2 separate regions of the Homo sapiens genome follow, and region 2 is linked to region 1. Evidence: read pairs that join two places in POLR2A ChIA-PET (ENCODE). Cell type or tissue: Panc1. All regions are shown on one strand. Each heading gives the region's core, and the rest is flanking DNA. Links, peaks and the distances in the headings are about the cores only. Region 1 overlaps WWTR1 (WW domain containing transcription regulator 1). Region 2 holds the start of LINC01998 (long intergenic non-protein coding RNA 1998).

Region 1 (16,670 bases), core at 5,224-9,223:
GCTGTACCCAAATATGTATGTCGGGATTTGCTAGGCACTCAGTGATGAATTCACGACACTTCAACATGCATACGGTGATGAGTGCCTGTAATACCTAGGCCCTCAAGGAGCTGGCAGTCAAATGAGCAGGGAGAAGGTGGCAGTGAAACAACGAGCAGTATGGTGGTAAACAGCACAGACTCTATTGTTTTTGTTATTATAAATGGTCCAGAGCCTGACACTCTGTCTCAACAGCTGTATGTTAGAAATGTTTCCCATATCAACTGCATCTAACATCTAGGAATCAGCTTCAATCTCACAATAAGTCTTAAAAAGAAGTTAGTATTTTAGAGTAGCCACTAAGCTACTCTAAATGCTAAAATACTTTGACAATTGTTTTTCCATGCTCTCTGTGCCTAACACGTTTTTAACATGTTGTTTTTTCCAGTTGTTCTTAAATGGGACACTGACCCAGTGCTTGGCTGCTCCGAAGCCACTCCAAATGTGAAATATGTCGAAGCTAAAGCTGCACTGCCCTCCTTTCTCTTCTTTCTAATGGGGCCAAGTGAATTAAATGTCACTCATCCCAAAAAAGAAGGCAAATCCTCTTTAAAACCAAAAATTCTTTTGGGTTAGGCTAGCTTCTCCTCTATTCATGTGAAGAGATTTAATTCCTTTTTGTTGGTTTTGTTTTTTTCAATTCTGGGAAGAGGATGAGCCACCCTGGCTCTGGCCATCAGAGCCACTTTCTTTTTGCACATGTTTGAAAGGCATGACACAACTTGAACTGGAAAAAGGGCTGGCATGAACCCCGGCATCTCAAGAGAGACTAGAGGTGCTTTTCAGAGTGAGGTTCCCATTTTGCAAGAAATTATTTGGAGGATCAAAGACAAAAACTGAGGCATCGAAAGGGACCAACTTAGGCTTCAGAGGAAGGGGAGAGTGCTACTGGGGACCTTGAAAATAATTATCAGGAAACACAGCTTATGGTTCACATTTCAAACCCAGCCTACAATGTTTCTTTACGTGTATTTCTTGGCATCTTCAGTCGAAAATATCACCCAAATGAGGCAGAGTGGTACAGTGGATTTGAGATCTGTTTCTGCCATTAACTGACTAAGAGACTACTGTAAGTAACATCTCCAAGCCTTGGTCTCCTCCAATGTAAAATGGGCATAAGAACATCCATTACATGAGGCTGTTTTGAGAATTTCATCAAATAACAAAAGTAAAGCACCTAGCACAGTGCCGGATATGCATGACACACTATAAATATTAGTTCCCTTCCTTTCCCTTGTGAAAATCTATCCAAACTGTTTAAAGGGATCTGAGTAATTCAAATGCAAAAAAAGAAAAAAAATCAATAAACACCTTATAGTACAATGAACACAAGAAAATGGAGAGAAATAATGGTAGACATCAATTTACTGCAAAAACTACAGATATACTTGATTTCTTTCGTGTGTGTGTGTGTGTGTGTGTGTGTGTGTGTGTTTAAGATGGAGTTTCACTCTTGTCACCCAGACTGGAGAACGATCTCTGCTCACTGCAACCTTCACTTCCCAGGTTCAAGTGATTCTTTTGCCTCAGTCTCCTGAGTAGCTGGCACTACAGGCATGCGCCACTACGCCAGGCTAATTTTTTTGTATTTTTAGTAGAGACGGGGTTTCACCATGTTGGCCAGGCTGGTCTTGAACTCCTGACCTCAGGTGATCTGCCTGCCTCGGCCTCCCAAAGTGCTGGGATTACAGGCATGAGCCACTGCACCTGGCTGATATACTTGATTTCATATAGTCGAGTAGTTAAGTAACAATTGACTCAGAGACAAAAATATTCTTAAAACACAGGTCTAGCTAACCACAAGTCTCACATAGTTCCCCCACCAGCACCCCACAATTTTTTTTTTTTTGCATTCTAATAATAGCAACTCTCAGATTCAGTGTGAGAGGCAGCCAAAGCTGCGATTCCTTTACTGCCCTTGTTGGTAATGAGTGCCTTGGTGGTAATGAGCATCTCATGTCAGCACAAGATTTTCTCTCCCATTTAAAGTAGAAAGGGGACTTCAGCTTGCAGTAAAAAGCACAGTAAGATTGAATGCAAGCAAAAGAATATGTAATGGATTTCCATTTTTCCTAATAAAGAAATGCTCAAGAAGTTTTAATCTAATTTAATTTTTCTAATAATTTACAAGGAGATAATAGTTCCAAAATGTGAGGGGACATACCAGGTACAGAAATGCAGGAAGCCTTGAAGGTTCTATGACTTCAACTAATGGAAAAACAGATTTAGCCTAAAAAATGCTGTTGTTTTTAAACAAGTATGTTTATGCAAACTCCAAACAGTAAGTATCTTTGTACCCACAAGTGGATGTTAATAAAAAATACATGATTGATTTAATTTTTTACTTAACAAAGTACAAAAATATGTACCTGTTTCAATTATGACTTCAAACCCCATCCTTCTTCATGAAAGTAGCAGATAAAAATCATATAAAATCAACATCTATTTGTGCGTATATAACTTTTTGTTTTGATATACCTTTAAACTTATAGGAAAGTTGCAAGAATATATACGGCACGGCCATCTACTGATTCACCAACTTTTTTTTTTTTATTTAAGTTAGTAGCATTAGAATAATCACTTGTTTCTAAATGATCCCTCAGTGATAGTAATCCTTTGGCTGGTCACTTTTCTAACTTTGAAGAGAAGTGAGTTTTATTCTGTAACACTCGCAAGATAAAGAAAGATGAAAAAAAGCTAATATAAACCAATTTGAATAACCAAATCGGGAAACCATGTGTGATATTGTGATATATTAAGAAATAAATCTCTGTCACCATTGCCGATCTAGAGTTCCTATAACCCTTGTAGATAGGGGTGCTAGGAGAATCTTTGGTTTTAATATTTGGTCTTTGACTTCGGCTCCTGACACAGAGCTTCTAATCCCTTGGAATTTTCTGGGTGATAGGAACTTCTCTTGTTTTAATGAGGTGACTGTTGGTGGGCTCCTACATAGCCTTAGGAAGGGGCTGGTTGCCAGGGGGAACCAACCACATGGCTGGAGGATTCGAACTTTCAGTCCCACACCACATCCCAACCTTCAGGGAAGGGAAGAGGGGCTGAAGGATGAGCTGATCACCAGTGATGAAATCAATTATGCCTATGTAATAAAGCCTCCATAAAAATCCATAAGGATAGGGTTCAGAGAGCTTCTGGATAGCTGAACATGTGAAGGCTCCTGGAGGGTGGCACATCCAGAGAGGGTGTGGAAGCTCCAAGTACCTTGTCCTATGTATCTCTTCCACCTGGCTGTTCATCTGAATCCCTTGTAACATTCTTTCTAATAAATGGGTAAAAGTAAGTGAAGTGTCTCCCTGAGTTATGTGAGTCATTCTAGCAAATGGATCAAATCCAAGGAGGGAGTTAGTCAGAAGCACAGGTCACCACCTGTAGCTTGCAATTGGCATCTAAAAAGGTGGGCTGGAGGGGGTGCAGTCTTGTGGGACTAAGCCCTTAGCCTGTGAGATCTGATACTATCTCTGGGTAGGTAGTGTCAGAATTGAATGAAATTACAGGACACCCAGTTGGTGTCTGCTAGGGAATCGGAAGTGCTGTGTTGGATGGTGTGTGAGGGTAAAAAGAAAAAAGTTTGATTTTTTTTTTCCCTTCAGACCTGGTGACACCAAGTTTTTTGATAAAATCTAAAGTAATAACATTTCAGCAGTAATGATGATGACCCCAATGTCCTTCCACTGAAGGAGAAAACAGACCCCACCCAAAAGGTGGGAAGCGCCGGCAGATGATTCCTTTATTTATGGAGCTGCTGATGGTCACACCACGGTGTAATACAAACATTTCTGTCTAAACACTAACTTGGGCAGAGCCACTTTTACACTGTGCCTTGTATTTAATTGACAGGAAGTTTTTCAAAACAGGAGAGAGCTGCCTTACTTTGATTAATGTATTAATTCAACTGGCAACCTCCAAATAAGTTTTCTTAGGAGTAGAGGAAATACGTGCGAATAACATTAAAATGTCCTTCCAGTGCTTGGAATGAATATTCTACTTGTACAGACATAGATTTTGAAGACAAAATTGTAAATAGTAAAATCTCCACCTCACTCTTTATAGAATGTATGATTTAATAAACAAAAGAAAAAATGCAGCTTCAGAAAAATAGCTTTAAAAATGCCCATAAAATGCACACAAAAGAACCTGAAAACTTACGGCGGGTTATTCTCGCATATTACTAGACTTAACTTGGTACCATCTTTCTGAAGAGCAGTATATCAATATGCAACAAAAACCTGGGAAAAGCTTTGATCCAGTAAGTCCATTTGCACAAAGCTTTTATTCCCAGAAAACAATTAGATGGGAATGACAGAGATGGTTGTTGCTTTGGAATATCTGCTCTCCCTTTTTAGGTGCTAAGTATTGCCAAGAGACTAAGTTCTAGACAATGAACAGAAGTGCTGTGTGGGCTTCTGGGAAAGGTTTTTAAACGGAAGCAATAGACATACGTTTCTGCTTCCCACCCTTCCATCTTTTCTCCAGCCTGGCATATGAACGTGATGGCTGGAGCTGCAGCAGACAGCTGGAATTATGAGGAATGGAAGCCACTCAGTAAGAACAACTAAGCAGAAAGGTGCAGCGGAGCCAGCAAACCAGCTCTTGAGTTCCTTAATTCAGATTTCCTTAATGTTAGAGAAATAAATGATCTCATTTCGCATCCCTGTAAATCACAAACATGACTCCAAACCAATACAAGTATGCAGAATGTATGCTTAAGGATGTCCACAGCGGTTTTGTTTCTATCTTTAGTGTATGATGATAGAATGGTTAAACAAATTATGGTACAGTCAGACAGTGGAAGACTGAACAGACATGATAAATTACATGGATCTGTATTTGCTAAAATATATTGTGGGAGTGAACATAATCCCGTTTTGGTAAATAGAACACATATGAACAAGGGGGAAGTAGGCTTTATTCATATCTTTACATTTCTTTGTTCTTTTTGTACAATAAGCATTATTTTTCTAATCAGAAAAAAAATGAGAAAGCTATCCTCCCCCCAAAATGAACCCATTTCCTGCTTAAAAAATGATGCTGCATTCCACATTTGAACCTATACCTGCTCATTACAGCCTCTGAAAATAATTCCACAGCTATAGTGCAGGACTGAAAATCTTGTCTCTGCCTTAACTGTGAGTTGGAAAAGGCGCCACCATAATACTCCCATGAGTGCTTAGCCTAAAGGTGCTCTGAACTAGAGAGAGGCACAAAAGGGGGAAAAATGCAATAGAAGGAAGGGATAAAGAGGATCAAGGGAAGTTCTATAATTAAGCAATATTTTACGGCTGCCTCTGGCAGCTGTTTGAGTGAGCGGGAGAATCTAAACGAGGTGTCAACAGACACAGGAGCTGCCCTCTCCTTGGGCAGATCCAGCAGGGCCTAGCATGTCCTGTACTTCACAGGACAATCTGGGGCATCTTATATCCAGCACCTGTCAGCCTGGGAGACTCCCAGCTGCAATACTGTTATTGCTGTCATCTGCCTAATCCAGAAGGGAGCGGCATTTATTGTATCTAGAAAGAAAGATTAGGCTAAAATATATTTGACTGTTCTTATGAAAGAGAATGCATGCCTCACGTAACTGTGTTTGTTTTCTTCTTGTCCCTCCTGACTTTTTCTGTTTTTATCAAAGGAAGAAACCTACTCTTGCAGCTGTATTTTTCATTTTTAACCCCCACGTTAATCATATATTCACAACAAATAATGGTTTAAATTTAGTCTGACGACCAGCCACAAGGCTCCTTCTCATCCCACTATGAGGCACATCCTGCCTTCAGACTCTTTACGCAATCCTCATTGACTTGGAGAGGAACCCCGTGCAATGAGTTAAACAGGATATAGACCATCATAATTACCAGAGGAAATGGTATTTTCTTTACAGGATACATTTAGATTTTTCCTTTCCATGAGTTTTTTTTTTTTTTAATGGTGTTAAAATGAAAGGAGACTTTAAAGCAGCTTTCAACTTCTCAGTAGCCCCAACTATGGACTAAATGCAGAAGGCCTTACACACAGCAGACATTAAAAAACTACTCATAGAATAAGTGACTGAATTAAAGGAATGAATGAATGAATGAATGAACATATTTAATGGGTTTACTTCGACAAATCATTTTGCTTCTAGGTATCAAATATAACAGTTGAATCTTATTCACATCATATATGTTTTTATCTGTAAGTACTCATAAAACTAATCTAGGAAGATTTGTTCCTTACTTGCCCCAGAAAGGAACAAATTCTAGAGAATGCTGTCACATTCTATTAAACAAATTAAGTCATTCTCAATTCATTCCTGTTGATTCTGCAAACTGCTCGGCTGAGCCTCTACCAGGTACTATACACCATGGGTCCTGAAAGTCCACCATATCTAGCATACAATAGACACTAAATAATAAATGTATGTTGAATGAATTGCTACTTATATTCCTAATAATGACAATCATGGTAATAATGATAGTTACAATAATAATTATTCATATTAATTATTAGTCATAATATTCACAATAACCATGCTGTTAATGTCTGATAATAATAGTTGACATTTATATACCATTTTATGGCTTCAAAAATGATCTTAACTTGATCATTACATAACAGGCTTACTAATCTCTGTTTTTAAGAAATAAAAATGGGCCGGGTGCGGTGGCTTACACCTGTAATCCCAGCACTTTGGGAGGCCGAGGCAGGCGGGTCACCTGAGGTCAGGAGTTTCAGACAAGCCTGGCCAACGTGGTGAAACCCCATCTCTACTAAAAATACAAAAATTCACCAGGCATGGTGGCGGGTGTAATCCCAGCTACTCGAGAGGCTGAGGCAGGAGAATCGCTTGAACCCGGGAGGTGGAGGTTGCAGCGAGCCGAGATCATGCCATTGCACTCCAGCCTGGGTGACAAGAGGGAGACTCCGTCTCAAAAAAAAGATACAGAAACAGAGTTGGGTGAAGTAAACCTACTTAATAAGTTCTTAGTTTCCATGTGGCAGAGCAGAGTCAAATCTTGTTCTCATAATAAGGTCTAGGGCTTTTTCCATGATACAATACTGCCTTGTGAACCCAAAGAGGCTGACGTGCATAACTTGGGCCATTAGGAAGGAAGGAAAAGGGGAGGTGGACCGTCAGCACTGCTGATAGCCTGACTTTGTCCTGGAACAATATCTCCTGCAGGCTTGGTCCTCCTCTTGCTTCAATAACACACCACCATCCCTCCTTGTCCCTCCTGAAACCCTTGAGTCACACAGTATGTCAACTTGCCTGCAAAACTTAGCTTTTTTTTTTTTTTTAACACCCTGGTTTTAATTAGGCATATCCTGTCAAGAAAAGGGACTCTTGTGACAATAAAACAAATTAGGTCCATGTGATCCTGTAGTTGTTAGGGAGAAAGGAAAGAAAGAAATACAAATACTACTTAAAAAAACATAAATACAAAGCGGAACGCCAACTCTCCACTATGACCTAAAAGGAAGAGGTAAAAGGACTCTGAAGATAGATTTGGAGATGCAAGGCAACAGCTGAATATGCCATGAGCAATGCTGGAACCCTAAGCCAGAGCTGGGGATGTGATTCTTAAGGCCCTGCCACTTGGAAAGCCAAAACCTGTTCCTTCAGAAGCCAGTCTCTGATAGTAACTTTAGCCTAACTTGCCTTCCATTTTTATTAATGCTTTTAATATCATATTGCCTTTAGTTTTTATTAATGTTTTCATTATTTTAATAACTAGGGAAAATATTCAAATAGGGCTGTTGTATAAAATGTGTTCAGTCTATAATAAGCTATGTAACCAGCCTTTATAATTGACTATATAACTGTAATTACTTAACTAAAATTCAAGATGTACATTCACTTTTCCTAAATTTTCTCTAAACAAAAAAAAGTAGTAGAGATAAATTCCAATTTTTCTAAGAAATTACCTTTTCATGATAATATCTTATGTTTTAAAACATTTACACAAAAAACATTTTTGCAATGTATTCTGAAATTAAAAATAGTTATATTAGAAGAAACATTTCATTCTGGGTTAGGAATTGTAGTCATTTTAAATGACTTGAGAAAAAAGTTCATGTTTAAATACTCAGACCCGTAATAAATATATTAATACAAAAGTGCGGGAAAATGTACAAATGTTATCATATGTTGCCAAATGTGAGAAACATTGCGGGAGGGGGTAGGAGAAAGAATTAGTGAATACAAAGTCATTGTGAATTCAGCAAAGGGAGAGACACTTCTGATTCTGCCAACTGCATCTGGTATTTCCACCTAAAATCTACTTCTCCGGTAACAAATGCTTTCAGGTTCAACCAGACTGTGAGGAGACACAGCTATGGGGCAAGGTAACCTCAATGATGTTCTATAAAACATCAGTCCTAGAAGATAATCCCCCTCACCCCTGCACCCAAAAGGGTTCTGTTATCAAATAAGTATGGAAAACACTGAATGTTATATTCCTCTCCTAATATTTATACAATACATATGCATATAAAAGATTCTAGTTTTCAATTAGCTTAATCCCACATTTCTGTAATTCATTTTATGTGTAACTTTTTTCACTTAATTATTACTATCCTATAGAATACATTTTAAGAAGTTGCAAAATATACTATTTATGGTATTTATTACAAGCATGACTTCAGATTCAACAGCATTGTCTGAACACACACTGTGCTTCTGACACTATGGCAATATTTTATACCCAACTGACCAGAACTAAAAAAACTACAGGCGTTCCTATCCAAAGGCACTGAATAAATGTAAGTACAATGCTATGAAGCCCTGATGCCAAAGCATCCCAACGACAAAGTTCATTCAAAGCAGAGCTAATATAGATTAGAGAGATTAATCGGCATATATCAGAATATATATATACAGGCATATATGTATGTGTATAAATATATATACATATGTAAAACACACATGTAAATTTCCATATAGCTTGAAATTAACTTGTGTTTTTAAAAAGTGACCTGAACTGTTTATACCCAGAAAGCTTTTAATCGTCCGCTGTATTTTAAAATCAGGAGCCTGTATCTATTCTTAGTGTGCTTTCGAAATAAAGCTTCCCTTGGTTCGGGGTCACAGCTGCTGCAAAGCACTCTGGGTGGCTCCTCTCCATCCCTTTGAAACAGCTGGTGGGAACCTAGTATAAGGCCTTGAACCCAGCTGTTCAATCTTACTTTCTAACTTTAGCAAGTCCCTTCTCCACTAATGTCACTGGGGCATGCCACATTGAAAAACACACCAGAGATGGTAGATTCCTATCCCTGCTAAAAAAAACTCCAGGCACACCGAGCCAAGTTACACTCATGTACCAATCACAGTATCACCCAGATACCGACTGCAGGATCCGCGTGATCTGATTTAGGCTGGGCATACCAATGATTTAAGAAGGCTTCCCTAGACACCACAAATAGGCATGCTGCCATCACTCCTGCCAGTTCAGTGCATTAGAAAGTTACCGACTACCAGTGGCAGAGCCCCACAACGTAGAATCGAGAAGACCATGAAAACCAACCTCAGATTCAAAAGACTTGCACATACAATGTGCTGTCTGGTGGCTTTTGTCTCCACAATGTTAATGCACCGTACACTACTCATGAAGCCCTCATAATGTAATTACTTCTATTTAATTGATTGTACATGCCCTCGTCTTAGTTTTCTTTCTTTTTTTTTTTTTAATTGCATGCTCATTGTAATTACTTGCCCCAAAGCCAGGAGATTTCAGAAATATTTGACTGTTTATTACCCTTTGAGAATTACTAATTAAAATAATTTCCTTCAGTGAAAAGGGTTGCTCTTTTCCTGATTCCACTTCGACACTGCTCACCACTGAAGAGAACTCTAAGAATGCCTTGCTAAGCTCCCCTGTAATTGACTGCCTCCTTTGTTAACACATGCGTGGACTTAAAAAACATTAAACGACTTATACAAATGGAAACAAAATGCTCTTTGAGTTCTATTGATAACTTAACCTTTAGTGTTTTGGATGAAATCCCAATTCTAGGGAAGCAGGGGGAGCCATTGAATGAAACCATTATGTAAAACATTGTTGTGGGAATTATTTTGTGTGAAAATATATACAGTATATCATTTAAAATGTCTTTGAAGGTGGGCTTTCAAAATACCTAATTAAAATATACATATTTTGTATGGCTTCTCTACTTCGTGCTTCCTTTTTCAGGGAAAGAGAAGAAATTTGCATAAGGCAAATGAACCCATGACGCTGGATGTTAGAGTAGGTACCCTTGGGGAATCTGGAAGGGGCGCTTTTTGGAGCTGGGAAAAATCCTGTTTCTTGGGTCAGAGACCTGCTTACGTGGGTGTGTTCAATTTGTGCAAATTCATCAAGCCGTTTATTTATGGTTTGTATACTGTTCTACAAAAATTCTACTTCATTTCTTAAAGTAATCAAGAGAAATTACCTCCATTTTTTTCAAGTAATTTGTATAAAAGACAAAGGGATGTAGTTTCCATATAGCAGAAGCCTAAGAATTACTCTGAGGCATTTACAAGGAATAGAAATTAAGACTGTGGTCAGGGGGCCTCTCTGAACTTATTCTGGTTTAGGAGTTCCCCCTCCCCCTCAAAAAGACTGTAATTGATTTTTCTATGTCGATTTTTTTTAAATGGTGTACAATATTTGGTTTGAGCAAGCCGATGTAAAAAAACACATCTGAGACCATTAGGAATATTTGAATATGTACTGGATATTAAATAATATTTTAAGAAATTATTGCTTCTATCCTGATAAGATACAATAAGAAATTCACAAAATCATTTATGCTGTATTTTTGTGAAAAATTTTAACCTAATTTAATCATAAAGAACCCATCGTGTGTGATAGTGGTCTAAAGTTTTTTTCAAAACAGGTTAAGACGAAAAACAAACAAAATGGTCAAGGGGAGAGACACTTTTTGAATCAGGAGAAACATAATTATTACTAAATGCAATATGTGAATCTGATTGGATCCTGCACTGGGGAAAACAGACACACACACAAACACACACACACCACACACACACACACAGAGCTACAAAAGACATTTTTGGAACAACTGGGGGAATTTGAATAAGGGCTAAATATTAGGTCATATTATTGTACTAAGGTTAATTTTCTTGGGTATAATAATAGAATTTGTTATGGTATAAAAGAATGTCTTATTCTTAGGAAATGCATTCTAAAGTACTTAGGGAAAATCTCATATTGCCTATAACCTCTTTTTTACTTTTTTTTTTTTTTTTTTTTTTTTTTTTTTGAGACGGAGTGTCGCTCTGTTGCCAGGCTGGAGTGCAGTGGCGCGATCTTGGCTCACTGCAACCTCTGCCTCCCAGGTTCAAGCGATTCTCCTGCCTCAGCCTCCCTAGTAGCTGGGACTACAGGCATGCACCACCACGCCCAGCTAATTTTAGTATTTACAGTAGAGACAGGGTTTCACCATGCTGCCCAGGACGGTCTCAATCTCTTAACCTCGTGATCCACTCACCTCGGCCTCCCAAAGTGCTGGGATTACAGGCATGAGCCACCGCGCCCAGCCTTGCCTATAACTTCTTTTGGAAAAAGGTTAACAATTGCTGAACCTAGATAAAGAGCAAACTCTCTTTCAACATTTTTTCAGGTTTGAAAATGTTCAAAAACAAAAGAAAAAAATAGGTTATTGTTGATTTTGTCACACATGTAAATAGTAATTTTGTTATGTAAGAAAATGTTCTTCTTTTTTAGAGGCAACTATTTAAGTATTTAGGAGTAAAATATCATATATTTTATTTGCTTGAAAATACTACTATTAAATAACATATTAAACAAATATACCAAATGTTAACAATTCTTAAATCTAGGCAAGGGGTATATGGTGGGTCATTACCCTATTACTCTCTCCTTGCATGTTTGACATTTTATTACATAAAATGTGATCAGATTTTTTTAACAATAAAATCCTTCCTACTTGGTTCAAGTTTCCAAAATGAACTGCAGTAGAATTCCTCCCAAATTAACATTCATATTATGGTTCAAATTTCTCCATAATTGGGCGAGGCGCGGTGGCCCATGCCTGTAATCCCTGCACTTTGGGAGGCCGAGGCAGGTGAACACCTGAAGTCAGGAGCTCGAGACCAGCCTGTCTAACATGGTGAAACCCCATCTCTACTAAAAATACAAAAATTACCCCAGGCATGGTGGCACGCACCTGTAATCCCAGCTACTCGGGAGGCTGAGGCAGGAGAATCGCTTGAACCCGGGAGGTGGAGGTTGCAGTGAGCAGAGATCACCACATCACTGCACTCCAGCCTGGGCAACATGGTGAGATTCCATCTCTCAAAAAAAAACAAAAACAAAAACAAAAAACCAAGTTCTCCATAAACTGGTATTGTCTTGGGAGACATTATTAGCTCAATGGACTCAAAATTCTTTGTACATAAAATCAAATAGCATATTTCCTTCTATCCTCCAGTTATAACAAAAATTACAGTAAAGGACAGTAAGTGTTCTAAGAGAAGTAGTGAAGTCTGTTCTGAAACTGAAAGTTGTTTGGATGTTTTCCAAAGACAAGCCATCATATTCCTGCCCTGCTCTCTCAGACCTGGCACTGATAACACAACAGCCTTCAGGAATTCATTTTTCTTCTGAATCATTCTCCACTGGGGAATTAGCCCTGGCATTTCTAATTCCCTTGCTGGGCACAAGCAAGCCCTGGCACCACAGCTTTCCCAGAGAAATCCCTCTGTAACCTGTTCCTCTGTCAGTGCACTGATTAAGTTAGAAAAGGTGAGCCCACTTCTCTGTGGCTCGCTGACCTCAGGACATGAGGAACTGTGGATTTGAATACACAAGGCAACAGCCGTAGTGCAGTGGATCTTCTAGTGGACCCGCCACTGGTACACATTTTCTTGACTCTGAGGACAGAGGCTGAAGAGCACTCAGAGCAGTACCTGGTGCCATCACTCAGACTTTGAAGCCATGTTGCATAACAGATAATGATGTGCGCAATGGCGAATCTTGTTTGAAGGTAAGATCTGCCGCTTACTAGCTGTGTGACTTTGGATAAGCTACTGTGCTTCTATTTCTCAGTTTCTACATCTATACAGTGGAGATATTGCACAGTGGTTAAGACGTCTGGAATCAGATTGTGTTCCAATAGTAGCTCCTACACTTTCTACTTAAATTAACTTGGGCAAATTACTTAATCTCTTGGTGCCTCCATTTTCTACCAATATCTATGACACACAAAGACCTTAGAACAAAACCTGGCAGATAGAAAACTATCAATAAATATTAGCTACCATTATGATTAGGACACAATGATCTACTCCATAAAGTTACCCTGAAATTAAAGTTAATAAAGCATGCAAAGCTCTTAACATGGTGCCTAGAACACATAATTGTTTAATAAATGTTAGCTATTGTGATTTGGCTTCACAATAACTGTTAGGTAAACAGTGCCAATATTAGTATTTTATTGATAAGGAAGCCAAGGATCAAAAAGACTCAGTGACTTTCCCTCTGTCGTATGCTGACAACAATGACTTTACTATTCCATGCTCATACTCTTCCTAAAATTCTCTATGCCTTAAGGATCCACTATAAAGAACAGAGAGAAACTAAAATAGGCCAGGAGCCTGTAATCCCAGCACTTTGGAATGCCAAGATGGGTGATAGATTGAGCCTAGAGGTTCGAGACCAGCCTGGGCAACATGGTGAAACCCCAGCTCTACAAAAAAAAAAAAAAAGAAGAAGAAGAAGAAGAAGGAAAAAAAAAAGAAAAAAAGAAAAATTATCTATCTAGGCGTGGCAGCGCACACCTGAAGTCCCAGTGCCTCGAGAGGCTGGGGTGGAAGGATCACCTGAGCTCAAGGGAGGGTGAGGCTGCTGTGAGCTGTGTGAGAGTGAGATCCTGTCTCAAAAAAAAATAAAATAAAGTAAAAAAGATAAACTAAAATAGCATTTGAAGATAGACTCATTAACATCAGCATAAGCATTCTGAAGCTAAGTTTAAAATATAAACTAGTAAATGATGAGACTGGGAAAGATGCTTGGAAGAAAAGCAAGGAGTCCAACCTTGGACACAAGTGCACTTTACTTCGTGCCACTGAAAGTGTAGGCCGAATCCTTTTTTTGTTTGGTTTGCTTGAATCACATTTTAAATGCACAAGAGAGGTCACCCTTTGAAAATTAATTCTGTGCAAATCTTTTTGGAATGATTATTTTTTAAAAGAAATAAGCTCCACCCTTTTATAAATGGGATTGTAGTTAAAGATTTTCTGTATCTGCTTCACTCAAAACAAGCAGCATCTGTACTCAAGTGCATGCCTGCAGGTGAGTGTTGTTGGTTAAGCTCAGGTGAACAGTGAAGGTCCCTGAATATGTGACAGGGCCTAACACAGGTGTTGGTGTTTGACCTACAATGTACCAGAAAAGCCGTAAAGGCAAACCCCCCAATAGATCCTTCACATTACCTGTCTCCTAGCAGCATGTCAAAAATCAGTGCAAACGTAACAGAAGAATGCCAAAGTCAAGAATACAACTGAGAACATCTTGAAGCTACGAATTAGTACTTGCCACCATCCAGCTGTTGGTTGCCTATAGATTATCAAGAATTTTACTTGTATCATTATCTCATTTAATACTCACAATAATCCTGGAAAAATTATTATCCCCATCTTATAAATGAGGAAACTGAGGCTCAAAAGTTTAAAAGACTTGCCTGAAGCTACATAGCTCATAAGTAAAAGAGTAGGAATTTGGACCCAAGTCTGACTGGCACTCAAGCCAAGCACTCTTGAAATTTTCTTTAATCTTCTTTCTAGTGTCTCCTAGTGTCTCCCAAATTGCTTGGATTACAGGCGTGAGCCACTGTGCCTGGCTGGTTTCTGTCTTTTTTCTAATGCATGTTTTTTCCATGGCTGTGACCATATTGTGGAAAATGCTGTATTCCATTTTTTTTTCATTTAACATCATAACAATATTCAAATGCCGTTAAAAACTTTCATCAACATCATAATTTAATTAACAATTCCTTACTGTTAGATATTTATATTTTTCTTTATTCATTACAAATAATGCTTCAACAAACATCCATAAGCATAAGCTTTTCTCAATGTTTTGAGTTATTTCTTTAGGCTAGAGCCCCAGAATCAGTACCACTGGGTCAAAGAGCATGAATGTTTTATCATTTGCTTATTTTTTTTAGAGTGAAAAAAGTACGGCCTTATTACTTGTAAGTCATTATATATGGATTTTTAAATTATTATTTGTACATAAGAACAATTTTAATGATATTTGCACTATCAAATTATCTTTAATTGGCCAACCAATTTTTATGACACACTGACATGTTTGGATTATATCAGTCCATAAGGTAAAGATTCCAAAATGGCAATGACCAAGGTCTACCATAGGCACCTTGGTTAGAAAGTATCACTCTGCATAGTACTGACTTGTAGATGAATAGCTGGATATTGGAAGGAAGATTTGATTCATGAAGGTTAATGGGCTGGGGAAAGCAATGGGTCCAATTAGCAAATGGATTGTTCTTGGACCTTCTGCTAGTCTCAAAAGGATAAGCTTATGGTTCCCATGGCCCATGGCAGAAAACACAGAACAAATAACCAGGTTAAACACTGAAGTTCAAAAGTTGGCCAGTAATGGTTGTCAAGGGCTGTGTCCAGGAAATCCCGCCAGACAGGCACTGTTTGCAAATGGCTGGGAAATATGGTCTGTTGCCATCAAAAACAGATGAAAAGCAGGATTTGGTTAAAAGAGTAAGTCTTTGCGCAAGCAAAACCTTTCCAAAATAAAGAAACAGTGTATAGCTGTTGCCAACTGACCTTGACTGAAAAGAGGGGCCAGTCCTGTACCAATGCTCATTATAACCAGTCTCAAACTACTTAAATGGTGTTGAGTGGAAATAAGACTTAATCAAGTGAAGAACCTGCCAGCTTTGACAGTGGTAATATCCCAAACTAAAATCCTCAAGAGTATCATTAAATCAAAAATTTTTTAAACTTAAAAGTAAAATACACCAAGGCAATAATATCTACTTTAGTATTAAGAGAAACTACAATAATATGAAGGAGGATCCATTAAGTTACATGTTCAAAAACATCAAAATTCCAAGAGTTTGAGACATCTTTAAATAGCGACAAGGTATATAATGGGCCCTTCATCTTCACCTGTTTCACATCCTGGGATTCAACCAACATTGGCCTGAAAATATTCAAAATAAATAATGATAGTACAACAATTTGTAAAAATGAATACAAATAAAAAACAATACAATGATACAGTATAACAACTATTTACATTGCATTTACATTTTATCAGGTATTATAAGTAAATCTAGAGATGATTTAAAGTATAAGAGAGGATGTGTATAGGCTTTATGCAAATATGATGACATTGTCTATAAAGGACTTGAGCGTCGTCAAATTTTTGTATCTTCCAGGGTCCTGGAACCAATCCTTTCCGGACACCAAGGGACAACTGTATATCACACAGTGTAATCAAATGGGGCAAGGGCCTATTAATAATAATCTCTTCAAGTAATGCCATTATTAAGAATCAGTAGCAGTAGCTTTAATTAAGATTCTACCTGTAACACAGTCCCCGATGGGAATATAATTGAGTTAATATATG
Region 2 (16,670 bases), core at 4,586-8,585, 480 kb after region 1:
TCCTGTTAGGGCCTCCTATACCCTGTAATTCTCGCTGTCAAGCATTGCTCTATCTGCCCCCCTCCACCTAGGCTGTGAGCTACTTGAGGGGGTTCTGCCACATCTTAGCCATCTTTGTATCCTTGATACCTAACACAGAGCTTGGCACTTGGTTAAGGCTCCATAAATGTTGAATAAAAATCCTCCTTTCAAATGCAAATTTCACATAGAACGTAAACTTCTTAATCTATTGTCAGCTGGTGCCTCAGGGTGGTTTATGGTAAGAAAGAACAAGTTTCTGCATTATAGGCTTGAAGTTAAAAGGCCCCCAGAGGACATGTACTCACTGGTTTTATTATCTTTTTTTTATTGATCAGTGTGTCATCAGTCAACAAGTATGCAGCAGCTTTCTGTACAAGGAACCGGAATTCCTACCAGAAATTAACACGTGCTAGGGAGTCATTTTCCTTTTGTAACAAAAGTAATGCAAAGTAATTGAAAGCAATGACATTATTTCATCCAAATAGTATAGGATGGATCAAGTAGAAAAATGTGTTGGGAAATTAAATTTACTAGGTAAACACAGCCACAGAGAGCTCACAGCTGTTTACAGCTCAGTTGTATTTATGGGATGACATAGCCTAGCCATCAGGCATACTCGGGATGACTGGGCTGTACATTCTGGCAGTCTGTCCCATCTGTTCCAGCTTCTTCATTTTCACAGCCATCCCAGGCCACCTCCTCTTTCAACCTGCCCTACACTGAGGAAGTGAGGAAGATTGTTCTGGCAGCAATTTTCATCACATCATATTATTCTCCAGCCTTATGTTCAAACTCTTTTGACAAGTAGCTCCCACTTCACTCTTAGTAATCTAACATGTCCCCTTGTAATTGCTTCTCAATCATGCATCTATAGCTCCTCTCATTGCTTAATATTAAAGGGAATACATCTGTCTTCACATTGCTTTGAATTCTCACCATTCCCATACCTAGTAGGCACTGAAGGGGGATTTCTGATTAATAATCCACTTAGATATACCTACCCCATACATGTCACCATGGTAACTCTACACCTTGCTAAAAGTTGATGGCATAGTGTGTAATGACTTGGCTTCTTCCCCATTCAGCCACTAATCCTGTAGATGGATTATTTTGTTCCTACCCCCACAAAGCCTGGAGAGCTCTGTAGCCCATGAAAAAATCAGAAGAGTTGCCAGCCTGCTACCTGATTCCTCTCTGCCTCCAAACACAATGCAAAACAAGCTCCAGTTTCCATGCTGAACATAAATAGAGATTGTTCTTCAACTTCAGAAATGTCCTTAGCCGAAAATGTACAAGCCTAGCAGTTACAGGAATTTTCTCTCTCCATCTTACAGGGCAATGGCTGAGGTCTTGGGAACTCTTTCAGGAAGCCCACTAGGGAGTGAACCTTCATTTGTCCTGATTGCCCTGTGTTACAGAGGGAGGGAATGTCCCCCCAACCAGTAGCTAGAAACCAGGGCCAAACCCATGAAAACTCATGGATTCATTCCATGCCTCCTTCTCTGATATCCTACTGCCAGGCACAGCCACCGTTTTGCACAAATCTGGGTGAATGGTGCCCCTGAGGCTGGAAACTATGGTGGGCCTGGTGCTGAGCTTCATCTTGAGCCTAGTGAAGATGATGCTACGCTTCTTGAGAGGCGCTCGGCCATTTACCCTGTGCTGTGTCCCAGGAAGCCGACTGGTATGGGCTGCATTGAGTCTTTTGCCCTCCAACTTCCTATTGGATAATGGGGACCTGTGACAAGAGGTTGGACAATGAGAAGGAGGAGAGTGACCAGTGAACCTGCCTCCCTGCCAGTTTGCTGTGGGTTTGTTACTAGCAGCTGTTGCCCACCAGACAGTCCTCTCAGAGTTCAGGCAAACACTCTGATGACCCTGGTGTTACTAGCCCCAGAGTATTGCCCTATCCCCTGTTGCCCTCATCTTTCTAAATGATTCCTTTACTAAACTCCTTTGACTCAGTTTGAGTGTGCCATAATCTCTTTTTTGCAGTAACTCTGACCATACAGTGGTAAATAAGATAAAGCCTTGGCCTCCTTGGAGCTTAGGTTAGTGTGGAACAAAGAAAGACAACAAATGTGTTTGCAAATACAATCTATGTAATTTCAGATAGTGACAAAAGCTTTAAAAAAAGAAAGTACACCAGGGTAATGGAATGGCTGGAGAGGGTCTAGGGAGGAGAGCTACTTTTCTTCAAGTAGCCAGGAAAGGCCTTTCTGAAGAGGTGACATCTGACCTGGCACGATGACAGTGAGAATGAGACAGCCACACCAGCATGTAGAGAACAATCTAGAGGGGGGAACACTGATGCAAACAGCCCCCAACAGGAAACAACTGGAACAGAATGGAACCTACTGGACAAGGGGAGAGTGGCAGGAGCTGAGGTCAGGAAGGAAGGGCATAAAAGAGTTTAGATTTGATCATTAGGACACTGAGAACTTATTGTAGGATTTGGGCAGGGAGTTGTGATGGTTACTATCCTAACAGAAATTAGATGAAACAATCAAAGGGTTTAACTGAAGACAATGCAATGAGAGGATTATTTTCTTAAATGTGGGCAGGATTAGGAAACTAATAAAGGGTGGTGAAGCATCCAGGAGCTAGCAACAGAGAGAAGCTCTTATCATGGGGAGAGGGTCCAGGTGCGGATGAGTGACATGGCACGCCTGGACTTCTGAGGACAATGGAGCACACAGCGATCTGAACATTTGACACAAATTACAGAGGCTGGAAAGAAAGAATTTCACATCTTCCAATCAATACCCTTAGTCCAAATATTTGTCAGCAAACTCTAACTGTTTTCATAAACTTTAACGCCTTCAGGGCTCAGTCAGGAACCTGTGAGGAATTCAGGTGAAAACCAATAATGAGCAGGGGGGCGGTGGTGAAAAGGTGAGGCTGGCCTTACTGAAGGGCATTCAGATGGAAGCATTACACAGTCCTGAATTCAGGAGAGCTGTCTGGTTCCTGGAGCCAAACTGCAGCTTCAGAGATGATTTATTCAGCAAGTTTCCCAGCTTGCAAAACTTTCCAAAGTCCCCTTATTGCTGTACAATCATTGCTGTTTGGGGGCCAGTAAAGCCCATCAGGGGCTTATCTGGGGTTAACAAAGGCGTCGCTGACTTGCACCTCTTTACCCTAAGGGGCATCATTTAGGTGACTCTTCCAAGTTGGCAAAAATAGATGCCTTCCATACCATTGGTCTTAAATTTAGAGAGTGCAGAGTCCTTATTAAGACTAAATTGTAAGGAAAGAAAACACTTGTGGGGTTACCGAGGGCAAGTAATTACACATAGTCTTTTTTTATTCCTCTTCTGGTTTCTGTCTCCTAGTAAGATACATGTAAAAACAACAACAAAAATGAAGACAGGCATTGCTCTCTTAAGACACCTCGGCTGCCTCTCACTGGCATTCATCTTATCCTGTGGTTTCCAGGTGTTTTTAGCAGCAGAACTCTTTTTCCAGACAAAATCTGCCATGGAGCTTTAATGGATAACACAGGCAAAATCCAAGTGGCCATCTCCCAGACACCTCCACAGACCCTGATTCCAATCATCTCCAGCAGGACTGTCCTGAATGTGCGTATGTGAGTGAGGTTTATTGCGGTATGATTTTCATACAGTAAAATTCAATACAACAAAACTGTAATAACCGTCTTGTAATAACTCCACAATCAAGACACAGAACAGCTCCATCACCCGCTAAATTCCTTTGCACCCCTTTCTAGCAAATCCCCTCACCTCATCCCCATCCCTGATCTGATTTCTGTCTCTATAGCTTTACCTTTCCCAGAATATCATATAAACGGAGTCATGCAGTGTGTAATCTCTCGTGCCTGGTTTCTTTCACTTAGCCTGATGCTTTTGAGGTTCATTTGTGCTTTTGCATACATGAGTATTTTGTTTCTTTTTATTACAGAGTAGTCTATTGTTCTTGTGGTATTTTTCAATGTCGTCCTTCAGCTTCCAATTTCTTTTCTGTATAAACTGTAAAGCTGCCCATTCAAATAATTTTCTTTTTTCCTTGAAATGCTAAGATTGAAGCCCTGATAACACCATTGCAGAGGCACAAGTGGGAAAGAGCGTGCGTGACCTGAGAGGTGTCCTTGCTGTGCCATGCTGCTGCATCAAAGCCGCTCACAGAGCTGGCTCCCGAGCCTCCAAGTGCCTCGTCTCTTCCCAGGACTAGAAGTCCTAGGAATTGTCTAATCAAAGGAAGGAAGTACTGCTTGGATTCCCTTTTTATTGTATTTTCAATTATAATTAAGAGACAAATTTTTAAACCAGGAAAAGAATATGAGGGAATGTGTTTGTTCAGAAATATACCTAGGCCGCTAAAAGTCTTCCAAGGGCAAAGATGTGCCTAAAATACAATTTCCATACAAAAACTTAAACCAAAAATCTCAGCTTTGTCCACTGCACGTGTGACCACACAGTTGTAACAATCTTTTGGATTCTCAATTCTGCCATCTCATAAGTAGCTTTTATCCCCCTCTCAAAGGCCATACCACTTGTGGATGCTCTCATGTCTAAAGAATCTACCAGAGCAGTCAAGGGCACTTTCCTTCCTCCTCCCCAGCCCCACTCTTACAGTACTCCAGGAGACTGAGGCATCTCATTCTCTGCTCCCTTTAAAATATTTTTGTTCTGGGTTTTATTTCTTTAATTTGTCATGTTTTAAAGATGCTTTAATATTTATGAACTACCCCCAGACACTTTCTTGAAATAGATGGAGTGTCATTGATAAAATAAATGTTATGAGAATTAAGCGCTGTATTTCTTATCATTTTGAGTCCCCCTAATATTTCGCTTGTGCTGAAAATAATGGCTCCTCCCTGTCCTGTCTGCTTTGAGCTGAGCTAGATCCATGCAGTTTGTCATTGCTCCTGAAAGTGAGTTTGACTTCTTGAGACAGGAAGGAGGGAGATAGGAAAGTCATCATTTAAAAGAGAGTGTGTGACCCTAGAGGCATTTATTAGGTCATTTAGGCCAACACATTTTGAGTCATTCTTCTCTGCAGACCTGTGCAGTACCCTGAGGCTACAAAAACAGTTGTTGCAGCTGACAGCAAGGTGGGGTAGACTGTAACACAATGAAATGCAAAGTGCCCGCATGGAGGTAGAAGGTGTTGTGCAAAGAAAGGGGAGCCCACCTCCTCCTGGGCTATGGAGAAGGAAACTTCATGGACAAGATGATTCCTGTGATGAGTATTGAAGAGTGCATGGGAATGTTCTTGGTGGAAAAAAGGAGCTAGAGCCCCCTGTGCAGAGAAAGTGACTTGTGTAAAAATGCAATAGACTTGAGAAAGACAGGGACAAAGAGAAACAGAGAGTTTGGTGGAAAAGCAAACGCTGTCGTGAAGTAGAAACTGTGTGTGGAGAGTGAGGTGGTGGGGGGATCCTCAGGGTGGGATCACTGAGCCATGGGTGTTCTGCTCCAGTTTGGACCGTAGTCTACGGCCAATGAGGGTGAGCAAAGAACTTTGGGTGGAGGAGGGTCAGTGTGCATTCTGAAAAATCCCTCTGGCATCTGTGGCAGGGGGATGGAGGGTCCTGCCAGGGTTCAGGTGAAAGAGGATGTGTCAGCAGCACAATGGAGAAAAGCGAATCCATCCCAGAGACATGTGGGATGCAGAATTGATAGAGTCCGGGAGAAAGGTGAAAGGAAAGAGGGTGCAAATTACTTCATTTCACTCCTGCAATAACACTGTGACATAGGGGTCATTATGTCCATTTTACAGTTGAGGAAACTGAGATTAAAGAGGTGAAGAAACTTATGTAAGTTTACACAGCTAATGAAACAGAAACTGTATCACAGTATTGAGGTGCTGCCCTCAGGAATTGCTCAAGCATGTGAGATCGTGAGAAAGAAACACATTTAATGAATTATGGAAAACTACCTTTAAAAACCCCAAAAACAAAGCTTTGGGAAAAGTTTCCTTGAGTCCTTGGAGAGCAGTGTTTGGGCAATATGCTACCAGGGACATAAGTGGAATGAGCAGATCTTAAAAGGGCTTGCCCTGAAGATCGAGGGTTTCTCCTCAATCATCCTCTTTCACTTTGTCCTTCTGCAACTGGGGAAGAGAGATTTGTATAATAACACATTTGCATCTGAGAGCATTTCAGCAAAGCATGCTTCCAGCTGCCTTTTCTGACACAGGCCCATCTCCCACCCTCATTTTATTGCTTTGGGGTAAGTGGCCTCCTCCCCACTCCCGACTGCTTTGGAGATAAGAGAAGGCAGTGAGGGATTTATCCTTTTACCCATAATATTGTGGCTGTAATTTAAAGCTGCCATAATTCATGTTTAGAACTGTGACTACAATATCATGGAAAAAGCTGTCACTCAGACCCCAAATGAAGAAATGTGGAGTCCTGTTTCTTCCAGCTGTAAATTGCCTCAAAACCAGCAGACAGCAGCTGGCGTAACCAGACAATGGAAACTAAGGTTTGGAAAGTTATCCATGACGAATTGCTTTTTCTTTCCTCCCTTTTTCCCACATCTTCACTAACATCAAAACAGTTTTTCTGCTGGAAGGTGATGAGAACTAGATAATTGATCCTTACTGAGTTAGTACATGCCAAATTTGGGAAGTGTCCTGAAACATTTTTAGAGCCGGATTAAATTTGTAGATAACACAGCTTAGTCGAGTTGGGATGGGTTACTTAGACTAGTTCTGTGGTGACAGCAGTTATAAGTCTTCCAGGAACCATGGCGTCTATTTTTCCAGTGCTCCTAGAGTGAGGTATGGCAAACCAGTAATTTCTCCCACCCTGTTCTGACCCATGATTCCCACCCATGGGCAGGGGTAATAGCCTATCCTGTAGTTTAAGCTCAGCACCCTAATCATCCTCCACGGAGCTAATGGAGGAGATCGTGAATCCCCTGAGACCTGCTTCCCACATGTCATACCACGCTCAGCTCCGTCTACCGGGTGCCCTCACGCATGGCTGTGAGCACCTTCTATGCATCAAGAATATTTGTCATACCACGCTCAGCTCCGTCTACCGGGTGCCCTCACGCATGGCTGTGAGCACCTTCTATGCATCAAGAATATTTTAGGTACTTTATGCTCACTGTATTATCTAACTTAACCTTATCACAGACTTGCAAGTTAGATATTATTACTATTCTCATTTTACAGTTGAGGAAATTAAGACATCGAGTGACTCAATGAATAAGGAGAAGTACAATTGTCACCCCAGTCAAGGTACTGCTTTTGCCTCTGTGATTCACAATGCTTTTAGCCCTCTCTTCAAAAAAGCAGGACAAAAATATTATAATTATTATTGAATGTGTAAATTCACAAACTAATTATTACCTAAGTATTTCTGGAATATCATTTACTTCTAGAAGTTAATAATTTCCTATTCTTGTGCTTGTGTCTTCAGATTTGTGAGTTCAGGCTCTGGGATTAGATGGCTTGGGTTTAATCCCAGCTCTGCCACTTTTTACTGTTGTGACTCTGTTCAAGTAACCTAATCTCTCTGTGTCTACTTAGAATGAAAATTGTAAATAGCATCCACTTCATAGGATTGTTTTCATTTTTAAAGAAGATAAATGGATGTAAAGTACCCAATCCAAGATGTGGTGTATAATTTGTGTGGTTGCCTGTTACACTGGTGACGTGACCCCGAATGAGCCATGCCTTCCAGTATTTAAGTCCTTATGTAGTTCCCTCTCCCATTGACTCTGGACTTGGCTGAGCAGCTTGCTTTGGCCATTGAGATTCTAGCAAATGGTATGGAAGCAGAGTCTTAATAAGTGCTTGCAAATAGGGGTTTATCCTCCTTGCACACTTGCTCTTAGAGTCCTGAGCCACCACATAGAGAGATTACGTTGTCCTATTGGAGAGACCACCTGGAGAGAGAAAGATAGAAATGCCCAACAAAACCCAAGCTCTTTTATCCAGGCCAACTGAGGCACCAGACAGCTATCTTGGACATTCCAGTCTCAGCAGACACCATGTGGAGCAGAAGAACCTCCCAGCTGAGCCCAGTCAATCCATAAAACCCTAAGAAATAATAAAATATTGTCTTAAGCAACTAAATTTTGTGGCCTGTTATATAGCAATAGATAACTGAGATAGACTGCATTTAATAAAGGTTAGCTATTTTTAAGTTATCATCGTTATCCAGTGACTCTATTTCCTCCAAAATAATTAACATGAAGACACGAAAAACTTTCTTAAAAACTCACTCAAAAAAAGTGCTGTCTTCCTACTATTTGCAGAGCAACAATGACTTGTCTCCCATGTATATAAAATAGTATCCCCCCAAAATATGCCTTCATAGCAATTTTGAACTCTTAGATCTGCAAAGCAGACAAATTTAAATTTCTCATCATGTTTGGATTATTATTACTTATTATGTGACTATAAAATTTCTCTATTTTTAAAAATCTTTGAAAATGCATGGGGGAATTAGTGCATTTGTGCAGAACCAGACTTTATTTTTCATCTACTTACTGACACTTCTCGAGAGAAAGTTAAAAAGTACTCAACACTACATCAAAACCACAGACTCTCGAGGATAAAAGGGCCTTTGAAAGGTCAACCAGTCTGCTGTACTCTAGGTAGACTTTTCATCTTAGCTTCCCTGAGAGCTGGCAAGGCTCCTGTTTCTAAAGTTCTGCAAGCAATGTTCCCTGGGTTAGCAGCCACAAAGCCCTTCATGCATGGCATTGGTGTTTCCAGGGGAAAGCATGGGGCAGTGTTAACTTTGTGTCCCTCTTGAGTCTGCCACATTATAGACTGCTGTAGTTTAGGGTCACGTTTGCAGCCATGAAGAGTGCCATTTGGTAGAAAGTCATTCATTTTATTGCTTGCATTACACACAGCTTCTATTGGGCATATGTGAGTAAAAACCAAATTGTAAGGTAGGGAAAGTTTACCTGTCCTCCCCACCCTTCTCTTTTGGCTAGCACCTGCAGGCTTTCATCTCAAAGACTGGCTTGTCTTCAGTTGTTTACAGGACAAGTGAGTTTTAGCCTTGTATTACCTCTCCTTCTACATTGACTTCTTTTTTCATGTCAGGTGGGCAAAGTGCCAACCTGTAGGAAGAAGGTTTGAGGGAGGCACATCTCACACGTAAGTGTGATACCACATCATCATGCTCATGAATTGCAAAAGGATCTATACTGACATATTAGGCTGAATATCTCTCTCTGTCTCTCTCTCTTTCTCTGTGTGTGTGTGTGTGTGTGTGTGTGTGTGTGTGTAATATATATAAAACTATAAATCATCCAGTTGTAGAGGTAAAGGCCTTATGCCCTGTTAATCTAATTGTAAAATCAGAGAGGCAGGAAGTAGAGTCTATTCCAACTCCCCCACCCTTTTCTGCCCTAATCATTTTAAGATATGAACGGGGGTGGGAGCATGAGTCAGGAAGGGGACCAGGAAAAAGCATTTGGCTTGGAGACAAACATTTACAAAGGATCTCAAATTTAGGCTTTTAACGTTGCTTCCAAATGAGGTTATAAATACAGTCATAACACAGATACTTCTCATTCAGCTCTAAACTCACGTCCCATGACTGAACCATCCTACCTCTAGGGTGCTATAAGTTAATTATATAGAAAAAACCTTAACTTCTATATTACCTGTAAATACCACAGTTATATGCCATTGCATTTTCTGAATTAAAGGGTATAATTTGTTAAATGTAAACATTAATGATATTCCACAATTTTGTGATCCTGTTTTTACAATTCCTTGAAATAATAATAGCTAAACATTTATGGAGTGCTTTTCATATGTTAGGCCTTTCACAGAAAACGTCACAATGACTCAGTAAAAGTAGGAACTATTATCACTCCATTTCACAGCTGAGGAAACTGAGGCACAGGCATGTGGGGAAATGTGCCCAAGGTTCATAGGTGATGAAGCCATGGATCTGGGATTTGAGCCCAAGCAATGTGGCTCCAGAGCAAACACGTGCAACACCCAAATCTATTTCTTAGTTTCAAAAGTCTCATGTGGAGAGCCCCTTGTGATCTCCAAGAGGTGCTGGATGGATGGAGAACGATGTCAGAAAGGAAAGGCCAGGTGTCCCGTGAGGCTGCTGAAATACAAACTGCTGGAGCAGGGCTGGATGAAATGGCCTTTTCTGGAATCTTCCAGATGCATGTCTGTCTTCCCAGCTGTTTCCCCACCTTATTTCCTTGCTAATCTCCTGCTCCGTCTTCTCTCTCTCATCCCCAGCTTTGCCTTCACCTCTTTTCACAAGATTCCAGCATGTGGGGGCCTCAGTCCCTTCTCAGTGTTTTCTCTCTAGCCGGGCCTGGGCCTCATCCTCAGCTCCAGTCTCCGCCTCAAAATTTCTCCTGCCTCAGGCTCTGGGTCACTCCTTCTGGGCCAGAGGTCTGGGGAGCAGAGCATGGGAGTGAAGAGGAACCTGTGAGCCGGAAGGAGGAAGGCAACCCAGGAGGCCTGGTCTGTACTGCCAGGGCCTGGTAACCAGCAGAGTGTGGGAGAGATGTGTGCTCTACATCACCGGTGGTGTCATGGAAACCTGCTGACACCGCAGTTCATACTTCTGTGCAGTGAGATGGAGATGATGTTATTCACTTGAATGCCAGCCAGGCTGGGCCACACAGGCAGGCCTGGTCACGGCTGTTTGAATCATTAGGCCCCACAGACATAGGGGACATGAGCTTTGTAATGGCCCACAAAATGTTTGAGATCTGAAAATATATATATATAGATTACAACAACAGAAAAGTAAATCATAAAATAAAGATAAATGTCTAATTAAATGTCTGCAAACTGTAATACCATATCATCTAGTCAGCCACAAGTCAACTCATGTAAATAATATTTAATGTGGAATGTGGGTGGATTTCTGTGTGAGTTAATATGCTTGCAATGATCTGAAACTGATATTGGTGCACAGGGGCTGCTCCCTTGGAGGAAGCTGGTTGTGGGGGCAGGATTACATATGTTAGAGGATTTGGATAGAGGGGAAGGCCATGGATAGGCACCAGGGACCCTTAAAAAGGGCAGAGTGAGACAAAGGGGGCGGTATCCAAGATACCCACATATTCCCCAAAGTGAACCCCTCCTCAGGGCCCTGCAAATCTTTTGTAAAATTCCAAAAAACCCAGTTGGTTCAATTGAGTTTCTTGCAGAAGCCATCAAAGGGAGTAGGTGGGAGACTGAGGAGGAAGGTTTGCCTCTCTCAGTATCTCTACAACAGAAACTGCCTCTGTCTACTTCTGCCTGAATGTCCAGTACCTTGTAGTTCAAGCAGCCTCGCTCTCAACGCAAGAATCTCTTAATGGGTGTTCTGCTTTCATTTCTGCTTCTGTTCAATCTTCTCTCCACAAAACAGAAACACTGACCTCTTAAAAATCAGCAATCAGATCCCTTAGGACTCCCACTTAGAAGAAACGTCCACCTCCTTCTTCTGGTTACAAAGCCCTGTGTGATCTGGCCCCTTCCGGCTGCTCATCCCCCATAGCCACCCTTTCTCTCCTGAGTGCAACTAATCTCAGCCACTCAGGCCTCCCTTGTCTTTGAAATGTGCGCAGCTCAGCCTGGCCTCAAAGCTTTGGCCCTGGTGGTTCCCTTTGCCAGGAACCCCTCCTCCAGATTTACAGGCTGCCAAGCTGGCCATCCAGGCCTCAGCCAGCAGCCACCTTCAAGGGAAGACTTCCCTAACCCCCAAGGGGAAATTCACTACATCTCAGGAGCTCACAGGACCCTGTTTCACTTTCTTCATCAAACTTTTCACTATCTGAAAATCTCTTTTCTTGCATTGAATTCCTCCCTTTCGTTTGTTTGCCTCTCACCCACTGGAATTTAAATTCTGCCACAACAGGAACTTGCCTGTGTTTTGCACCATTGTGTTGTTGTTATTGCCTATAATAATGCCTGGGATGTAGTAGGAGGTCAGTAAGTACTTGTTGAAAGAATGAGCTAAAAAAATGAATAAATAGGGCTGAACTGACATGGCCCACAGGAGTGCAGAAATCATGGAGATACCTTGAGGTCCTGAGGTTGGGGATAAACTAATTTTTACCTAATCTGCAAGTAGTCTCCAAGTAACATCTGGTTTACATGTGTATTTAATTATACCCTATCTTGTTTCAGAAAAATTTGTCATTTTCAACGATACATATACTGCAATAATTTATTTTTAAATAGTGAATATGGGGAGGAAATAAGTGTTGAAAAAACAAGATGAAATGGGGAAAAGATTAGTAATTAAACTAATATCACAAAGTTCTTTTTACCTTGCCAGAAGTGGATTGCAAATTGAACATGGAACTTCTTAATAACCAGTGATAGCTTATCTATACCAAAGTCCTTAAAAAAGAGAAGATAGAAAATGCAAAATTTTCCTTATAGAATTTTTACCTGTTGGCCATGAAACATAACAACTATGTATAAAATGAGAAGTGTTCTCAATTAATGTTACTAATCTTAGTTATAGCACTAAATTTGGTTTGCCATCAATTAATATTTATCGAACATGTGCACTCAAAGAGTTTACACATTCCAACAAACTTATGTGTCTTCTTCACATCCTGCTCAAGTCAGCTGGCAGGATTCAGACCAATTCAAAACATTTCCAAGGAGCACAACCTGCAGCAAGTAGAGTTGGCAGCTCCCTTGGGTGACGCGTGTCTGACTTAGCTTACTTCTAATTGGCAGAAAATTCTTACTTGAGTTAACGTACAGGCTCCTTAATATTACTGAGGCTCATTTTCTTCATGCTGCCTTCTCAGCCCTCTTCTCTAGAATAAAGCCCCTCCATTGGTTTAATTTTTTCCAAAATTTATATGTTTCCCCAAACTTTGGTCTCTTTGTTTCTGTCTTTGGAGTTTTTCATGTTCTCTCTTTCACACACATGCACACACACACACTTTTGAAAGATAGTCTAATAGCACAGTGTTGAAAGTATAAGCCATGAAATACTGACCGAGTTGCTTTGCATTTTTGTGCCTCTGTTCTTTGTTGCAATTGGGGGTGATAATTTCACCTACCTTTCAGGGTGGCTGTGAGGATTAAATGCATTTGTACACGCCTGTAATCCCAGCACTTTGGGAGGCCGAGGCGGGCGGATCACGAGGTCAGGAGATCGAGACCATTAGCCGGGCGTGGTGGTGGGCGCCTGTAATCCCAGCTACTCGGGAGGCTGAGGCAGGAGAATGGCATGAACCCAAGAGGCGGAGCTTGCAGTGAGCCGGGATAGCGCCACTGCAGTCCAGCTTGGGCGAAAGAGTGAGACTCCGTCTCAAAAAAAAAAAAAAAAAAAAAAAAATGCATTTGTATATGTAAAGTGCTTAGAATATAGCCTGGTGCGTGGCAAGCACTATGTGAGCATTAGTGATGATTATGATTACATGCCATTCCCCTTTAAAATGGCCCTCCCCCCTACTTTCCAGAAACTGTGCCCCTTGGCAGAAACTGTGTTTATTCTTGCTGTCTCCAATCTCCACATCTCTGAACATGCCTGGAATTTCCTTCCACCCTTCTTTGTTTGAAGAACTCCTACTCATCCTTCACAACTAATCTTAGATGTCTCCCCCTGCAGAAAGCCTTTCTTGGCCGGGCACAGTGGCTCACGCCTGTAATCCCAGCACTTTGGGAGGCCAAGGCAGGCAGATCACGAGGTCAGGAGATCGAAACCATCCTGGCTAACACGGTGAAACCCCGTCTCTACTAAAAATACAAAAAATTTGCCGGGTGTGGTGGCGGGTGCCTGTAGTCCCAGCTACTCAGGAGGCTGAGGCAGGAGAATGGCATGAACCCAGGAGGCGGAGTTGGCAGTGAGCTGAGACCACGCCACTGCACTCCAGCCTGGGTGACAGAGCGAGACTCCGTCTCAAAAAAAAAAAAAAAAAAAAAAAGAGCCTTTCTTAATTGACACTGCCTCCCCTGGGCTCTCCTAGCAGCCGGTGCATACTTCTAGATCACAGGACTCAGAACACTGTGAGGTGTTATCTGTTTACTTGTCTGTCTCCGCAAAGGACTGTTGGGACAAGAGCCAGGACATATTGGTTGCTATATAGTGGTTGCTCTGTTCAATGCTGGTTGAACTAAAATGAGTACAGAACTGATTCCGTGGGGGAAAAAAAGCAACCAACAAAATGACAGCATCACATTCTCATATATATCATACTTAAACAATCCAGTATCATGCTTGCTTTTCTGGCTGGGACTAAAAGAAACTACTTATTTTTATTCTTTGTCATTTAAACAAATTGAGATTTAACTCATCGTTGCAGATGAAGCCTTATTTCTCTTGCAAAATGAAAACCATTTCAGGGAAGTGGTATAAAGTGTTGGACAGAACCCTTTACTGGTCACTGGATTTGAGCCCCACTACTGCCCCTCCTAGTTGTGAGATTTGGTGCAAATTAGTGAATCTTCCTGGACTTCAGTTTTCTCATCTGTAAAATGGGTATTGTGGTACCTGCCTTGTCTCCCTCTCACATTTCTTGTGAAGATCAGATGTAATGGTAGATGTGAACGTGCTTTTACAATACTAGATCACACCTCTGTAGATGTGAGATAATGTATTATTTGGAAAGAAATCTTGGAGTTAGACACCTATTCCAATAAGGGGTAGGGAACTATTCTAGCTGCAAGGTTAACTGTAGATATTAGTCCTTCTGAATCAAGATTCAACTGTAAAGCAATTTATATTCATTAGATGTTAAGAGATGTCCCAATATATTTCACATAAATGGCACTGTTTTGAGAGGCAGGGTGTGTCTCTGCAGGCTTGTTCAGTGTTCCTAGGGAAGAGGATAACTATGTAACTTCATCAAGGGGATGTGGGGGCAGGGCTGGACAGTAGAGGCAAATGCCAGGGTGCACACTCCAAACACAGGGCTGTGCCAATTATGACTATTTTTACATGACCACTGAACTCTGAAAACTTACCATATAACAATTTGTCAGCTAGAAGATGTCTACATGCTAGTCCTTTAATTTTTCTTTGCTGCTTTCTAATTTTACTGTGATGATAACAAAATGAAACCACAGCACTTCCATCAGAAATCAGAGCATGTCCGTGAATAACTAACAGACTGCATCCAGTTTTCCCAGTGAATTCTCAAAGCCAAACGTGGGTTGGCTTTTGTATATAAATTGCCAGTGCGCCTTTTCCATTCTGGTGGGAGCTCTCTGAAGGGAACATTACAGCTGTGATGAATAACAGTCCCTCTAAAGAAGCTGGCGTGAAGCACGCATTTCATCCCACTGAATGGAACACTGCGCCTGCCGCCAAATGTTGCTGGGTCTCCCACAATTAAATAAATATATACATATGTCGCTTGGCTTTGTTTCCAAGTCTTAGGCTCTATAGAAACCAAGCACTTTATTACTATTAATAATACTATGGTTATAATAGATGCAGAGCCAAGGAATGGTACTTTGTCCTTAGTGGTTTTGATGAAAGTTTCCATTGTTCATTACTTATTTCTTACAACAACCTTTAACCCCTTGTTTACCACTATAATAAATGACAGTATTTTTCCAATATACGTTATCTCTATGTAGCCAATATTTTGATCAATTAATCTATAAAAATGATAACATCTACCTCAGAGACCAGGATAATCATAGTTAACATTTATTATGTGCCAAGCATTTTTCTAATTATTGTTATACCCATTTTGCAGGAGAGGAAACTGAGGTTCAGGGAGATTACATTACTTCTCTAACATGGCATAGCTGGAATTTGAACCCAGACCACTATGTTCTAATGCTTCTCCATGTAAGTAAAAGCCCAAACCACTGTACAATGAATTCTCTTTGCCTTTTACTGCCAAACAGTGACAGAATCACAACTATTCCTGTGTATAGAAAGGTTTTTTTTTAGAGACATAACAGTTGTTAGTGGCTCTCAGTAATGATTGTCAAGATACTTTGTTTTTGAAATGCCACTTAAAAAACCCAAGATATTATTTAGACCCAAACAAGAGACTATGGAGTAAATATCTAGTTTTCTGTTTCATTAAAAAATTCTATTATCTGTAATTCTTGAAGATAACATCACCTGCCCTTTGGACAATTCCTATCAATTTTAATTTGTCTTGTTACTCTCCACTCTCCCTACCCTCCCACTCACCTGAAGGCTGTTATGGAAACTGCCGTTCAATGGCCTGGCTCCCTGCCACCTCACCCCCAGCTGTAGTGAGCCTATTGCCTATGGGATTGGATCCAAATTCATCATGTCAAAGCCCTCATTAATGTGGTTTCATCTTACTTATCCATTCTTATTTCCTTCAATTTGTCCACATCTACCCTGACTTTCAACCTAGAGCAACTCCTTTCTGCCCTTCGGATATGCCCTGCTTACTCCTTCTGATTCCACACCTTTGATCATGCAGTCCCCACTCTGCGAAGTACTCAACTCCAACATATAAAGACCCTTCAAGACCCATTTCTTCCTTGAAGCCAACTATTTTAGTACACCCCCATCTTGCTTTCCCCTAACTTTCTTCCTATTTCAAATATAGCTATTAACAGTTAGTTGAGCTATCAATTATTCTTTAAGGCATTGCTAAACAGGTGACATTTGGGACCCCCAAATATATTGTCACCTCCTTAAGGACAGGGCCCACCTTAAGTGTTCTCTTATATCCTCCAGAATATCCAGCACAATGCGGAGGAAACATTAGGTACTCAATATA

What was found. Peaks named below come from ENCODE experiments on the same cell type or tissue, not always from the same donor. Only the 100,000 strongest peaks of a DNase experiment are listed, where the experiment ranks them.
Region 2: POLR2A ChIA-PET joins it to region 1 with 6 read pairs; 2 of 35 experiments call an interaction of 5 or more read pairs at or near these places.

The regions. Positions count from the first base shown.
Region 1 is chr3:149,583,683-149,600,352 of GRCh38, forward strand. All of the region lies in intron 2 of WWTR1 (WW domain containing transcription regulator 1), which reads right to left. Among named protein-coding and RNA genes, the nearest start is that of WWTR1-IT1, 60 kb to the right of the region's middle. In Panc1, for the core only: no CTCF peak of the experiment used is centred there; no DNase peak of the experiment used is centred there; H3K4me3 peaks cover 255 bases; H3K27ac peaks cover 4,000 bases.
Region 2 is chr3:150,068,676-150,085,345 of GRCh38, forward strand. LINC01998 (long intergenic non-protein coding RNA 1998) reads right to left here and starts at 13,139. Exons shown (of 3, transcript NR_183737.1): 1 at 13,011-13,139; 2 at 12,258-12,330; 3 at 8,819-10,706. In Panc1, for the core only: no CTCF peak of the experiment used is centred there; no DNase peak of the experiment used is centred there; H3K4me3 peaks cover 391 bases; H3K27ac peaks cover 1,387 bases.